Linked DNA regions of Mus musculus: region 1 is linked to region 2. The links are chromatin loops, found by intact Hi-C in ENCODE. Cell type or tissue: heart. All regions are shown on one strand. Region 1 has its middle 5.0 kb from the start of Adgra2. Region 2 has its middle 6.3 kb from the start of Brf2.

Region 1 (2,500 bases), 54 kb after region 2:
AGGTTCCTGATCTGTGGCCTCAGCTAGACTCATACTCTTCTGTAGCCGAGGCTGGCCTTGAACCTCAAAATCTTCCGGTCTCCATATCTTGAGTGCTTGTTTTACAGGCACGTGTCACCCACGCTCTCACTTCTGGCCATAGCAGTAAAGGACATTGGTGGGGTTTAACTAACTTCCATGCCTGGTTTGGCTCACTAATGACTGTACTACTGCAGATGATATAACTTTGTTTGTTCTTTAAGACCAATTAATATTCCACTATGTACATAGTCCACCTTTATCCATTGTAGGCACCTTGGTTCTGGTTTTCTGTAGCACAGCGGGATAACTGTTGCTTATCATAGTCTATGATACAGTTTTGTCTTTTCTTTGTAGTACGTAGGATCAAATATAAGGCTTGCATGTGGTGGGCAAGAACTCTTCCACTTAGCTACATGCTCAGCCTATATAACATATTTCAGAATAGCTGTAAAAGTACCAGTACATAGGAATTATTCATGTGTAAGGAGTACAGAAATGCTTTTAGTTTTTACTTTTGGCTTTTGGAGACAGGATCTTATGTAGCCCAGGCTGGCCTCAAATGACCTTGAATGCCCGATCTTCCTGCTTCCATCTCCCATGTGCTGAGATTACAGGCATGTATCATACCCAGCTCGGGAACTGCTTATTATACTAATTTGACAATTACATATTGAATACAGAAAACAGAATTGTTGCGCTGTTCTGCACAAACACGCACAAACACTATATCTAAAAATTTCTGAGTTTAGCCTGGCAGCATGACTGAACCTCCAGCACTTAGAAGACCCAGAGAGGGGAGACCTCGATATTAATGATGTAATTTTGTTTTTTCTTTAAGACCAAATAATATTCCATTATGTTCAGAGCAGCTCAGAGTGTGCACCAGGAGCTTGTCTCAAAAGAAGAAGAGAGAGGATTTGGCTTGTTAGTCCTCACAGCAGAGGGAAGACAACTGGACTTTTCTTTGTTTTCAAGTTATCTATCAACCATCCATCTATCTGTGTATGTGTATGTGTGTTTCTGTGTGACATATGTATGTGTGGGTATGCTTTTTGAAGCCCAGAAGAGGGTGCTGTACATTGTCCTGGTTAGTTGTTTGCGTGTTGATTTTTAAAAAAGATTTACTTATTTATTTTATGTATATGGGTACACTGTAGCTGTACTGATGGTTGTGAGCTATCATGTGGTTGCTGGAAATGAAGGTTGTTTGCACCGGTCTGCCCCGCTCGGTCCAGCCTAAAGATGTATTTATTATTATATCTAAGCACACTATAGCTGTCTTCGGATGCACCAGAAGAGGGCGTCAGATCTCATTACGGATGGTTGTAAGCCATCATGTGGTTGCTGGGATTTGAACTCAGAACCTCTGGAAGAGCAGTCAGTGCTCTCAACCGCTGAGCCATCTCTCCAGCCCCGATTTTTTTTTTGGGGGGTGGGCAGCGATAGGGGGCAACTCGACACAAGCTAGACTTATCCAGGAAGAGAAACTTCAATTGGGAAATACCTCCAGCCAGTGAAGTGGTGCCTGCCTTTGATCCTGGCACTCAGAAGCAAGAGAATCGCTGGAGTTCAGGGCCTGCCTGGTCTACAGGGTCTACAGAGTGAGTTTCAGGACAGCCAGGGCTATGTAGAAAGACCCTGTTGAGAGAGAGAGAGAGAGAGAGAGAGAGAGAGAGAGAGAGAGAGAGAGAATACTTGCATCAGATGAGCCTGTGGGACATTTCTTTTTATTAATGATTTATGCGGAAGGGTCCAGCCTACTCAGGGGAGGATGGCACCCCTGGCGAGTGGTCTCCTAGGTGATATGAGGAAGTGGGCTGAGCAAGGGGATATGAGGAACAAGCTAGCAAGCCGCTTTTGGCCATGGTTTCTGCTTCCATTTCTGCTTCGTGTCTCTGAGGATTGAGTTGAATTTCCCTCCTGACTTCCCATCATGATGGAGTATAAGCTGTAAGGTGAAATAAGAATCTTTCCTCCCTAGGCTCCTTTTGGTCATGGTGTTTACCCAGCGATTAAAAAAAAAAAAAAAAAAAAAAAAAAGCTAGGACAGACAGACACCCTCCTCTATCATTCTCTGTCTTTGAGGCAGGGTCTCTCTCTGAAACTGAGACAGTTTCTTAGCTGCCAGGAGGCTAACATTCCTACTGGCAAGCCTCAGTGACCAGCCTTTCTCCAAACACCCCAGGGTTTGGGTTATTGGCATGCAGGGATGGGGTGGGGCAGGGGGTGTTGGGTTAGGGGAGTTCAGAGTTAGTGGTTAGGGGTTAGGGGTTCGGGAATCAGGTTAGGGATGGGGTTACTCAGGGATGCTGTGACCCAAATTCTGGATCTCATGATAGCTCAGCAAGTGCTCTTAGCCACCGAGCCATCTTTAACCCCTGAAGATGATTGTTCTAACAGATTTGAAACTAAGAGGTGAGGAACACCAAACTTTTCTTCTCTTTTTTTTGTAAAGATCTTTGTATTTATTTTTATGTGT
Region 2 (2,500 bases):
CATGATTTTGAAATCCCTTGCTATCTGGCCTTTTATACAAAAAGCATATCACTATTCTAGAATTGATATTGGGGCAAGGAGATAGTGTTCTTTGATTCTAGTGGAATTATGAAAATAGCTCAGACTGGGAAAATGGAGTCCACATAATTCAATCCCCTCAGAGACGTTGCATAAGGCCAGATAGTTTTCCAGCTCTATAGTCTCCCAGAAGCGCAGTCTGGAGGAGTATCTAGTATCTCTGCTGAGTGCAGTAAAGTGGGTCCTGTGACCACTTCTTATCTGTCACATGTCAGCTAGGAGTGGTGGCACACAGAAATCCCAGCGGAGGCAGATGAGCATGAATTTGAGGTCAGCCTGGGCTATAAGGGTTTATCTCAAAATATTGTTTTTCAAAAGAAGAGGTAAAGAAAATGTTAACAGATATCTCTAGTTTTGGATGTTCAAGAAGTTGGGCATATTACTCCTCTTCAGTCATATATATATACATACACACACATATATACATATATATATATATTCTGTGTGTGCACACATGTATGAGTTTATGTGTGAGAGTGTGAGTACATGCTTGTGTGACTGTGTGTATATATAAATACACACACACATATATAAACAAAAGGGGGGCTGGCGAGATGGCTCAGTGGGTAAGAGCGCCGACTGCTCTTCTGAAGGTCGTGAGTTCAAATTCCAGCAACCACATGGTGGCTCACAACCATCCGTAACGAAATCTGATCCCCTCTTCTGGAGTATCTGAGGACAGCTACAGTGTACTTACATATAATAAATAAATAAATCTTAAAAAAAAAAAGGGAAAGGTGACTAAGACCTAGACAAGCCCTGCCCACACTCCATACTGTGGCTCTCTTGTCAGTGAGTGCTGGAGAATGAGTGTCCACTAAAGAGCTCAGGTGATGGAGAAGAAACGCAATCAAAACAGCTCCAAGGCCTGATGAGACAGCCAAGCTTGGAGTGGCTACAAGAATCCTCAGAATGAAAGTGGCCTGGTCCCAAAGTTGCGGTCAAGTGAGCAGAGAGTAACACAGCTAGGGCGGGGTCACACACCTCACTGGTGGCTCACACTAGATTAGAAGGGTCTAAACAGATGATCTGAGGAATTCCATCTATTTAATGTTTCTCCCGGGCCCACCCAGGACTGCTATTCATAGCCCCTGTACCTTTTTTTACACAGTGTTAGCCCTCCCCAAGATGATTAGACTGCAAGAATTTGCAGTCATAGGGAAGGTGGGCAGACCAGACTGACAGTGTGCTATAATGACTGTATCTAGCCCGGGGCAGGGCAGATGGGATTCCTTGTCTCCAGACCAGCATCTCTTTGAGCACATTCCTTTCTGGTCTCCCTTCTAGAAAAAGCCCCGATCTCAAAAATTGGCATTGCACACACGGCCCATGCCTGGACAGTCTTCCCAGCAGTCTGTCTGGAGCTACCTCTTCATGTCTGCTTCCCCAGAGGCTCTAATGCAGCTATTGTGGCAGTCTCTCAGGAGTGCCTCAGATAAAACAGACGCCACTGTGGGTGGCCAGTAGCTCTCAGCAGAGTGGATGACAGGAAGTCCCGGAAGTACCAGGAATGAAATACCCGAAGTACCAAGAGCTGCAGTGACAGATGCCAGCAATCTGATTCGGTTCCGTGTATAATGTAAGAACGACATCAGAGCAGAATCGGTGGCATGTAACTGTGACCCACACTCCAAGACTGAATCAGGAAGATTGAGGGATGGAAATCAGCCTAGGGTACACAAGAAGACCCTGTCTCAAAAACTTTAAAAACATTCTTGAGAACCCATTATTATTTCTAATGCTAACGGAGTTGCTTCTAGAGATCTGGATAAAAACATCAGCTGCACCGTCTGAAAAGCATACACACATAAAAAATGAAATTATGAAAAAAATAAAATGAGTAGCAGTCAAATTAGTAAGCCCCCCCCCACCCCCCGAGCTGGCCAGTGAGTCACCACTCCTCATTCTCCCATTCCTATCATCCCCACTCGACCCCTCTTTGTTCAGCCCAGACAGGAAATTGGGGAAGGGACGCTCCTGGACAAAGGGACCATCCTTTCTGAAGGCAGGACCTGGAAGAGATGCCTGCCCATGTGCCTGTCAGTGATAGGAAAAGTTCCCTGACAGAGGCAGGGAATCTGGGGCAGGGAGAAGTGCTGGACCTCAGAGTCAGAGTCAGTTTTACTCGTGTGTGTGTGTGTGTGTGTGTGTGTGTGTGTGTGTGTGTGTGTGTCCCTAACCCTTACCCTGTGCTTATGCTGTGCAGATTCCAGTGAGATCAATCTATGGTCTTCTTCCTCAGTTTTCCCGGAACGCAATGGATCAGGCTGAACTAGAACTCATAAAGATCTGTCCGCCTCTACCTTCCAAGTGCTGGGATTAGAAAAGGTGTGTGCCACCACGCCCAGGCCACTCTTTTAAAGAATCCTTTCACTGGGGCTGTAGAAATGGCTCTGTAGTTAAGAGTACCTGTTGCTCTTTT

The links. Peaks named below come from ENCODE experiments on the same cell type or tissue, not always from the same donor. Only the 100,000 strongest peaks of a DNase experiment are listed, where the experiment ranks them.
Region 1: it touches region 2 in a loop (5-fold over the local background); 5 of 42 quality-filtered maps call a loop at or near these places.

The regions. Positions count from the first base shown.
Region 1 is chr8:27,079,610-27,082,109 of GRCm38, reverse strand. No RefSeq gene overlaps it. Among named protein-coding and RNA genes, the nearest start is that of Adgra2, 5.0 kb to the left of the region's middle. In heart, no CTCF peak of the experiment used is centred here; no DNase peak of the experiment used is centred here.
Region 2 is chr8:27,133,700-27,136,199 of GRCm38, reverse strand. No RefSeq gene overlaps it. Among named protein-coding and RNA genes, the nearest start is that of Brf2, 6.3 kb to the right of the region's middle. In heart, no CTCF peak of the experiment used is centred here; no DNase peak of the experiment used is centred here; H3K4me3 peaks cover 426 bases; H3K27ac peaks cover 983 bases.